3 separate regions of the Homo sapiens genome follow, and all the other regions are linked to region 3. A link is a contact called in ENCODE Hi-C or POLR2A ChIA-PET data. All regions are on one chromosome and are shown on one strand. Each heading gives the region's core, a stretch centred on a gene start or an enhancer-like site at or near the end of the contact. The rest is flanking DNA. Distances are from core to core; before and after follow the strand shown.

Region 1 (3,375 bases), core at 770-3,269, 320 kb before region 3:
CAGGGGAGCTGTGTAGAACGTGGGTTGTGCTTCCTGAGGGGCAAGGGGGCTGGGATGTTCCCTTCTGACTCCTGTCTATCCTTGATGGAGGCCTGCTTCTGAGGGGGGTTAATACCAGTCTGTTCTGCACATAGGCCAAGAAGAAAACTTCAAGTAGAAAGTCATGGGTGGGCCAGGAGCGGTGGCTCATGCCTGTAATCCCAGCACTTTGGGAGGCTGAGGCAGAAGGATGGCTAGAACCCAGGAGTTAAAGACCAGCCTGGGCTACATAGCAAGACCCCATCTCTGCAAAACATATAAAAATTGGCTGGGGCTGGGTGCAGTGGCTCATGCCTATAATCCCAGCACTTTGGGAGGCCGAGGTGGGCAGATCACCTGAGGTCGGGAGTTCGAGACCAGCCTGACCAACATGGAGAAATCCTGTCCCTACTAAAAATACAAAATTAGTTGGGCGTGGTGGCACATGCCTATAATCCCAGCTACTCTGGAGGCTAAGGCAGGAGAATCACTTGAACCTGGGAGGCGGAGGTTGCGGTGAGCCGAGATCGCGCACTGCCATTGCACTCCAGGCTGGGCAACAAGAGCGAAACTCCATCTCAAAAAAAAAAAAAATTAACTGGGTGTGGTGGAGTGCGCCTGTAGTCCCAGCTACTCAGGAGACTGAGGTGGCAGGATCACCTGAGCCCAGAAAGTTGAGGCTGCAGTAAGCCATGATGGCACCACTGCACTCCAGCCTGGGCAACAGAGCGAGACCATCTCAAAATAGAAAGTCACAAATGGCGAGCCCAGTGTGCAGTGTTGACATGTCCTGGAGCAGCAGCTGCTGAGGGAGATGTGGGCAGGGCCATGACAGTGCCCGCTGCACCTGTTACATGGGGCCTTGCCCTTCAGTTTGTCACAGTCCCCACCACTCCCTATTGTCTGTCTCCCTGACCACAGGCTGAGAATAAGTTCCTAATATCATCATACTTGTGCTGCTGATTCTTTCACAGAATAGAAATGACCTATTTTTTCCATATCACCTTCAATAGTGGGAAAGTGGGCTGGCCACAGTGGCTCACGTCTGTAATCCCAGTGCTTTGGGAGGCTGTTTTAGGCATTCTTGCATTGCTGTAAAAACATACCTGTGACTGGGTAATTTATAAAGAAATGAGGTTTACTGGGCTCATGGTTCTGCAGGCTGTACAGGAAGTATGGTGCTGGCATCTGTTCAGCTTCTGGGGAGGCCTCAGGAAGCTTATAGTCATGGTGGAAGGCGAAGGGGGAACAGGCATGTCCCACGGCGAAAACAGGAGCAAGAGATAGTGTTGGGAGGAGGGCCACAGTCTTTTAAACAATCAGATCTCCCATGAACTCAGAGTGAGAGCTCACTCATCAGCAAGGGGATGGCCCAAGCCAATCATGGGGGATCCGCTTCCATGATCCAAACACCTCCCACCAGGCCCCACCTCCAACATTGTGGAGGATTACTTTTCTTTTTCTTTTCTTTTCTTTTTTTTTTTTTTTTGAGACGGACTCTCACTCTGTCCTCTAGGCTGGAGTGCAGTGGTGCCATCTCGGCTCTCTGCAGCCTCTGCCTCCCAGGTTCCAGCAATCTCCCTGCCTCAGCCTCCCAAGTAGCTGGGATTACAGGCACCCGCCACCACACCTGGCTAATTTTTGTATTTTTAGTAGAGATAGGGTTTCACCATATTGGCCAGGCTGGTCTCCAACTCCTGACCTCAGGTGATCCACTGCTCTCGGCCTCCCAAAGTGCTGGGATTACAGGCATGAGCCACTGCACCCGTCCGCAGATTACATTTCAACGTGAGATGTGGTCTGGGACAAATATTCAAACTATATCAGAGGCCAAGGTGGGAGGATCGCTTGAGGCCAGGAGTTGAAGACCAGCCTGGGCAACATAGCAGGATGACGCCTCTACAAAAGAAAAATTTTAAAAAATTAACCAGATGTGGTGGCATGCACCTGTGGTTCCAGCTGCTCAGGAAGCTGAGGCAGGATGGTGGTTTGAGCCCAGGAAGTCAACACTGCAGTGAGCTATGATCATACCACTGCACTCCAGCCTGGTCAATAGACTGAGACTGTCTCCAAAAAAAAAAACAAAAACAAAGTGGGAAAGTAGAATATAAGCCAAGAATGCCCTGTGGCTGTAATAATTATACTCAGCTTGCTTCTCCTGTTTCTGTCTCTTGCATGACCCCTGAAGAGGGCTGAGTTGGCAGCTTCTTGCCACAGGGTGAAGTGCACATGGGTCACATGACATTTGGGGCCTTTGGGGCACTGGTCTTTGCCTCATCATGCCATGTGGAGATGTGTCCTCTGAGCCCAGCAGTGCTGGGGTTTTTTTTTTTGTTTTTTGTTTTTGAGACGAAGTCTTGCTTTGTCACCCAGTCTGGAGTACAGTGATGTGATCTCGGCTCACTGCAACCTCTTCCTCCCAGGTTCAAACGACTCTCCTCCCTCAGCATCCCAAGTAGCTGGGATTACAGGCAAGCGCCACCACACCAAGCTAAATTTTGTATTTTTAGTAGAGAAGGGGTTTTGCCATGTTGGCCAGGCTGGTCTCGAACTCCTGACCTCAAGTGACCTGCCTGCCTTGGCCTCCCAAAGTGCTGGGATTACAGGCGTAAGCCACCGTGCCCGGGCAGTGCTGGGGTTTTTTTTGTTTGTTTGTTTGTTTTGTTTTTTTTTTAAGACCGAGTCTAGCTCTGTTGCCCAGGCTGGAGTGCAGTGGCGTAATCTCGGCTCACTGCAACCTCCACCTCCCAGGTTCACGCGATTCTCCTGCCTCAGCCTCCTGAGTAGCTGGGATTACAGGCACCCACCACCACGCCCGGCTAACTTTCGTATTTTTAGTAGAGACAGGGTTTCACCATGTTAGCCAGGCTGAACTCGAACTCCTGACCTCGTGATCCGCCCGCCTCGGTCTCCTAAAGTGCTGGGATTACAGGTGTGAGCCCCCGCGGCCGGCCAGTGCGGGGGTTTTTAATTTGCAGCTCTATGAAGCGCCCCCTCCCCACCCCCAGAAATGCTCCACCCACTGGGAGGCGGGGACAATGGCCAGTGGCTCCATGGCCAGAGAGAAACTATCTTGCTATTAGCCCATCGCACACAGCGAAAGCCCGGGGAGCCCATCAAGCACGCTCTCCAGATTCTCTGACACCAGCTGCATGGCCAGCAATTCAATTCAGTTCCGACAGAAGCTGCCCACAGTTAGTGCAGACTGCACGGTCAAAGGACTCAGTCCCACAGGACTGCTCCCACTTCAGACACCAGTGCAAATGGCGTCCCCAGGCTACCCCTACTTCTGCCTGGCTGATTACAAATTCAGGGCTCTCCTCCCGCCTTGCCAGGGGAGGCACCTGCTAGACTAGT
Region 2 (3,352 bases), core at 422-2,921, 450 kb before region 3:
TACAGTGAATGAGGACACTGGTGACTTTTGACCATATTTATTTTCTTTAGCAATAAATTGTGTAACTCTAATCTACACAAAGGAATCAACAGAAGTATAAGTGGCAAATTAGAAGGTTAAAAAAACTCTGTAACTATATATTTTTTCTCAGCTTTTTAAAACAAGATTAACACTGTATGGTTGGGTTTGTAACATAGATAATAAGGGTAATAATAACACAAAACAGAGATGAGGGACAAGTTAAAAATAAAGGAATTAATGTTATACGAGAAAATAGCTACTTTCTACAAAATAAGGCAGTATAGAAGAAACAAAAAGATGTGACAGGTGGGCGCAGTGACTCATGCTTTTACATAATCCTAACGCTTTGGGAGGTCGAAGGGGGAAGATCGCTTGAGCCCAGGAGTTCAAGACCAGCCTAGGCAACATGGAGAGACCTTGTCTCCACAAAAAAAAAAAATTAGCTGGGCGTAGTCGCACACATCTGTGTTGCCTACTACTTGGGAGGCTGACGGGGGTGGATCGCTTGAGCTGGGGTTGTCAAGGCTTCAGTGTGCTATGATTGCGCCATTGCACTCCAGCCTGGGTGACACAAGACCCTGTATCAAAAAACAACCAAAAAAAAAAAAAAAGTGACATATAGAAAAGAAATAGCAAAATGGTCGGTGTACATGAACTCACAACATGTTGGGCCTGGGTGGTTGACACATTAAATGTCTGGCCAATTGAGCAAGACAGCCATTGATTGCCCCATTCTACATCCACAGAAGCAGAACCAGACAGGAAGTGATGAGATTTGCACGTGGGTCACATAGCTGACCTGTGGCAGAGGTGGCGTCTCAGCTACTGGCCGTTAGCTGTGCCTTCTGTTTGTGGCATAACACCATATTGCCTTAATGCCCTCGAAGTTTTATTTGTCTAGTTTGTTGTTATTGACATTGGAGGACAAGTCCTTTTTTTTTTTTTGAGACAAGAGTCTCTCTCTCTCTCTCCCCCAGACGGGAGTGCAGTGGCGCCATCTCCACTCACTGCAACCTCCGCCTCCAGGGTTCAAGCAATTCTCTGCCTCAGCCTCCCAAGCAGCTAGGATTACAGGCGCCCGCCACCACGCCCGGCTAATATATTTGTATTTTTAGTAGAGACGAGGTTTCACCATGTTGGCCAGGCTGGTCTTGAACGCCTGGTCTCATGTAATCTGCCCGCCTTGGCCTCCCAACGTGCTGGGATTACAGGCTTGAGCCACCGCGCCCGGCCGTGTTTTTTTTTTCTTCAGTTAAGTTGGGATAAAAAACGGCACCTACGTGCTTCGGGGCCTGTAGTGAGAATGGTGGACACGATTATTGTCGTTACGGCTCCTAAAACCCAGCGCGGCGAGAGCAGACTACAGCGGTGTCAAGGTTCCAAGTATTCCCCGCGGGCCTTATCCCAAGGGAGCAGCTTCTCCACGCCCCGCGACGGCGCCTGCGCAGACTCCGTGAGCGGGGTCGTGACCGGTGGGGCCAAGACTGGGCTGCGGGCGGGGAAGGCTTCCGTGCATTTACGTAGGGTGCAGGGCGTGGCCCGTTGGGGGCGGGGATTTGGGCGGTGTCGGTGCCCGCCCGGACTCCGTGAGCGGTGGGCGGAGCTGCGTGCTCTGGGGTGTGAGGTGGGGCGGACCCCGCGGCGGCGGCGCGGCTGACGTGGAGCGTCCGGGTTAGCGGGTGCGGCGAGCTGCGGGATTGGGGAGCAACGGGCCGGGCCGGGCCTTCGGGCCCGAGGCGGCGGCGGCGGTATAAAGCCGGCGACTGGGAGCATGTAATGTCGGAATGCGGAGGCCGCGGCGGCGGCAGCAGCAGCAGCGAGGACGCCGAGGACGAGGGAGGGGGCGGCGGCGGCCCCGCGGGCTCAGACTGCCTCAGCTCGAGCCCGACCCTGGCCACAGCGTCCTCGGCGGGCCGGCTCCGTCGCGGGCTGCGTGGCGCCTTCCTCATGGCGCGCCAGCGGCCGGAGCTGCTCTGCGGGGCCGTGGCGCTCGGCTGCGCGCTGCTCCTCGCCCTCAAGTTCACCTGCAGGTGAGGCGGCCCGGACCCTGGGGCCCCGCTAGGGCGCTCCCCTTGCTCTGCCGCCTGGAGCCTGCAGGGCCGGGTCGCAGCGGCCTCAGCCGGGGAAGTCGGGCCTGACCTTGCCCAGGACGGCTGACCCCTCCCGGAACCTGCGGCCACGGCTTCCCACCTTCTCCTCGCCCCGGCCCGCCCGCGGACATTATGGCGAGGCTTCCGGGTGGAGCCCTGCGCCCTATCGTCCCGCTTTAGTGCCGAGGGAGGCGGGTCGGGGGTGCTCCTCACCTGTTGGAGTCACTAGGGGTGGACCTGTCACTTCGGCCCGGGCTGTAGGACCCTCATTTCTCACCGATTTCATTCCCCTTAAGCTTCAGGTGTAGTGATCCACAACCTTGCGAGAGTTCCAGACCCCTTTTAGAATTCCCGCACTCATTGATCTAACGATTATTTTTATTTTGAGACGGAGTCACGCATTGTGTCCCAGGCAGGAGTGCAGTGGCGCGATCTCGGCTCACTGAAACCTCCGCCTCCCGGGTTCAAGGGGTTCTTCTGCCTCAGCTCCTGAGTAGCTCGGATTACAGGCGCGCGCCACCACGCCTGGCTAATTTTTGTATTTTTAGTAGAGACAGAGTTTCACCACGTTGGCCAGGCTGGTCTCGAACTCCTGACCTCACGTGATCCACCCGTCTCGGCCTCCCAAAGTGCTGGGATTACAGGCGAGAGCCCCGCACCCGGCCTGATCTAACGATTATTTATCTGCACCTACTATGTGCCGGACGCTCGTCCGGGTGAACTTTTTGCTCCCTTGAGTGGATGGGACAGTGAACAAGTAAATATAATTTTTTAAAGCTTCAGTGCTATGCAGGGCATAGAAACGATGGCGGTGGGGAAAGACTTCCTAAGGAAGTGACATTTGAAGCTTATACAAAAAGGAGAAGGGACCAGCGCTGGGAAGATCCCGGGGGAGCGTGTCCACGGTAGAGCGAACAGCAAATGCAGAGTTTCTGAGGCTGGGCAAGCTTGGTGTTTCCCTGGAATTGATAAAAAGGCCTGACAGTAGGCTGGGGTGTAGGGGGTAGGAACATGAAAGTTCATGTGTGTCTTTTCAGGAATGTACACACATACAAAATTTGCTGTATATTTCAGGTGTACTTCTGGTCTCCCAAATCCACAGTGGGTCTTTTGGGATTCCAGTTTATAAGATCTGTATTGCTACTATGATATCTGTGATTTCACCTCGGAACATTTTTGAGTTTATTTAGCACGATATGTGGCCAGTTGTCAAAGAGGTGTCAAAAGATCGGGGATTTTAG
Region 3 (3,266 bases), core at 499-2,998:
GCCTCAGCCTCCTGAGTAGCTGGAATTACAGGTGTGCGCCACCACGCCTGGCTAATCTTTGTATTTTTAGTAGAGACAAGGTTTCACCATGTTGGCCAGTCTGGTCTTGAACTCCTGACCTCAGGTGATCCACCCACCTCGGCCTCCCAAAGTGCTGGGATTACAGGAGTGAGCCACCACACCCTGCCAGTTTTCTCGTCTTTAAACGGGATAATGATACTTGTCTCAAGGGCTTGTCCTAGAGAGCAGACACGTGGGCAGTGTCCGGCACCATTGCCCTCATCATTAGACAAGTGCATCCATTTCTTAAACGTGCAGACCCCTGAGGCTGGGCCTGGGAACATGCATGTTCACAGGTGTCCCTGGAGGTTCTCACCACAGGGTCTGGGGACGTGACAGCTACAAAGAGTTCTCAAAGTACTTTTTGCTCTCATTTCTTCTTCTTTTTTTTTTTTAACCACAAAGCTACCATCCACACATGCTGAAGCACGACACCCAGGACAAAGGGAGGTGTGTTGAAGCGCTAATCCCCTCCCTTTCTTTAATCCGAACTTCGGGGGAAAATAATGGTGAAACAATTGGTGTGTATTTTACATTTTGCCCTCTTCTCAGATGAACACATTCAGAAATAGTTTGGGCTTCCTCTTCTAGTTCTATTTATTTTTAAATTTAATTATTTGTTTATCTTTCACTCTTTTTGTTTGTTTGTTTGTTTTTTAAAGACAGGGTCTTTCTGTCACCCAGGCTGGAGTGCAATGGTGCAATCATAGCTCACTGCAGCCTTGAACTCCTGGGCTCCAGTGATCCTTCCACCTCAAGCTCCTGAGTATCTGGGACTACAGGCACACGCCACCATGCCTAGCTAATTTTTTAAAAATTTTTTTGTAGAGATGGGGTCTTGCTGTGTTGCCCAGACTGGTCTCAAACTCCTGAGCTTAAGTGATCCTCCCACCTCAGCCTCACAAAGAGCTGGGATTATAGCTGTGAGCCGCTGTGCCTGGCCTATTTTATTTTTTGTAACCCAGGCTAGAGTGCACTTGTGTGATCAAAGCTTACTGCAGCCTCAAACTCATGGGCTCAAGCAATCTTCCCACCTCAGCTTCCCTAGTAGCTAGGGAGTACGCTCAGCTATGTTTTGTATTTTGTGTAGAGATTGGGTTTCATCATGCTGCCCAGGCTGGGCTTGAACTGGGCTCAAGTGATCCTCCCGCCTCAGCCTCATGAGTAGCTGGGATTATAGGCGCACAACACCTTGCCTGGCTTTTATTTTTTATTCTAATTTTATTAAAACAGGACTCATAACTATTCATGTTTTCTACATCCTTTTTGAGAGCCTCCTACATCGATACACTGAGCACAAACACCTGCTGCAAATGCCTCGACTGCTACACTGGAAAGATGGGGCTTTTCACCCCTTTTCCAGATGGGGAAACCAAGGCCCCAGCCTGAAGTGAGTTTGTGTCTGGAGGTTTCAGGGAGGGGCCCAGGATTTGTGGCTGGGGGGCCTGGGCAAGCGAGTCCAGGCCGTGGGGCTGCAGCTGAGAAGTAGAGCATGGTGACTGGGTAAGTGGCTGTTTGTTGCCAGGGCTGTGCCCACGGCGTGGCAGTCTTGGGCTCTGCAGACATTCCCCGGGGAGGGCACATGCAAGAAGCTGGCTGTGCCTCTGCCATGAGCCTCACGTGCCCCTCTCCCCTGCCCAGGCGGCAGGCAGTGGCTTTGGGCCCCTCCTCCCCGTCAGAGCGGCTAGCTGCACAGCCAGACCGCAGACCAGGCGGGGGAAAGTGCAAATGAACCCCAGCTGGCAGCTGAGTTTCTCTTTCCCGTCAAGCAAGTGCCTTATCGTACCGATGCAAGGCGAAGAAGGAGGTGGTGGTGTCGGGGGAGTCTGCAGGGAAGGGGGGAGCCACTGGTGCTGTTTTTATTTTCTTAAGGAATAATGTTTACACGTGAAAGTGCATAAACTATGTTGACTTTAAGTGTCCAGCTTGATCATTTTTTATACCTATATAGTCACCACTCAAATCAGGATCAAGGGCACCCTCAGCCTCCAGAAGGTTCCCTGGAGCCCCTTCCCAGTACACAAGCGACCCCCGGCCCCACTAGCAGAGGTAACCACTGCTGTGCCATCTATAAATAGCAGTGAGATTTGCCTGTTCTTAAACTGTACATAAACCAATCAGTCACTTGGGATGCGTCCCTTCTTGTCTGGTTTGTTTCACACAACACAACACGTGCGAGAGCGGTGCATGACGTGGTGTGTGCAATGGTTTGCAATGTTTTATTGGGGAGCAGTGTCCCATTGTATGGAGGTACCTCAATTTGTTTATCCATTCTCACTGTTGATGGATATTTGGGACGTTTCCCAGTTTGGGATTATTAGGAGCAGAGCTCCTATGAATATCTGTGCACAGATCTTGATGGGCACATGCTTTCTTTGCTCTTGGGTAAATACCTGAGAGTGGGACTGCTGGGTCTCAGCGTAGGTGAATGTTTAACTTTATAAGAAACTGCCCATGGTTTTCCTGCCTGGCTGCCAGAGCTGCTTTAGGAGCTCAGAGGTGTGACTGGTACAACTGCTTGGGGGACCCCAATCCACATCAGAGCAAACCTACAAAACACATCTATGGGCCACATTAAACATAGACTTTAGGTGTACAGCTACTTTTCAGAGAGGCTTTTCTAATTTTACTTTTTGAAGTTATTTGGCCCTGGACCGCTCTGCTGTGTGGGCCTGCTGGAATTTCCTGGCAATGGTATTTGGGTAGTCTGACAACAGACAGCGGAACCCTCAAAGTGTTTTTCATTTCCAGTGAGATTTTTATGAATAACGTAGTCCTTCCCCTTCCTCTGAGGCTTTGTGAACTCCTATTCACACCTCAAAACCCCACTCCAAGACCCACGCCTCCCCAAGTGACAGTTCATTTTCTATATTTATTTGTGTAATTATTTGTTTACTGTAGGCCTCCCCTTTGATGAGGAGCCCCCTGGGAGTGTCAGGCTCTCTGCTGTCCCCCCAGCACCAGCACAAGGCTTGGTGAATACTTGGGACATTTAAGATTTGCCAAATAAATGAAAGACCCAGGTTCTGAGTGCAGCCCCTCAGAGCCTCTCACCCCCACCCTGGACTCCTCCACAGAGGGGAAGCCTGAGACTCTTTGTAGGGACTCTCCTAGGTCATAGAGATGCTGAACTCCAGTAGATCTCTCTAATTACAGGGCCCACAGGGCCAGCAGTATAGATAGGTCACCCACTCCACCCAGCTGGG

Evidence for each region. A loop is a pair of places that touch in the nucleus more often than their neighbours do. ChIA-PET counts read pairs that join two places held with the same protein, here RNA polymerase II (POLR2A). Pooled maps may share reads with other maps.
Region 1: a map of Ramos shows a loop between it and region 3 (2.2-fold over the local background). The contact joins two enhancer-like sites. A Hi-C loop is called at or near these places in 1 of 168 maps with a recorded cell type or tissue (Ramos), 2 of 37 single-sample maps with no recorded cell type and 2 of 50 pooled maps. POLR2A ChIA-PET finds 5 or more read pairs at or near these places in 3 of 52 experiments (K562, activated B cell and activated CD4-positive, alpha-beta T cell).
Region 2: a pooled map shows a loop between it and region 3 (4-fold over the local background). The contact joins the promoter of TXNDC11 here to the enhancer-like site in region 3. A Hi-C loop is called at or near these places in 1 of 37 single-sample maps with no recorded cell type and 3 of 50 pooled maps. POLR2A ChIA-PET finds 5 or more read pairs at or near these places in 1 of 52 experiments (activated T-cell).

Annotation. Positions count from the first base shown.
Region 1 is chr16:11,618,300-11,621,674 of GRCh38, reverse strand. It overlaps a transcript of LITAF not described here. Among named protein-coding and RNA genes, the nearest start is that of LITAF, 33 kb to the right of the region's middle. Within about 2 kb of position 2,019, at least 12 of the 41 ENCODE cell types and tissues checked have a DNase peak (open chromatin) inside an H3K27ac peak, as active enhancers do.
Region 2 is chr16:11,741,176-11,744,527 of GRCh38, reverse strand. TXNDC11 (thioredoxin domain containing 11) reads left to right here and starts at 1,671. Exons shown (of 12, transcript NM_015914.7): 1 at 1,671-2,051. The coding sequence starts at 1,798. It overlaps TXNDC11-AS1 (TXNDC11 antisense RNA 1), which reads right to left and starts at 1,514. Exons shown (of 1, transcript NR_186412.1): 1 at 22-1,514. RefSeq lists silencers at 1,169-1,691, 1,554-2,223.
Region 3 is chr16:11,296,218-11,299,483 of GRCh38, reverse strand. All of the region lies in intron 1 of LOC105371082 (a long non-coding RNA gene), which reads right to left. Among named protein-coding and RNA genes, the nearest start is that of MIR548H2, 8.7 kb to the left of the region's middle. RefSeq lists enhancers at 504-553, 1,007-1,690, 1,822-2,001. Within about 2 kb of position 1,748, at least 19 of the 41 ENCODE cell types and tissues checked have a DNase peak (open chromatin) inside an H3K27ac peak, as active enhancers do.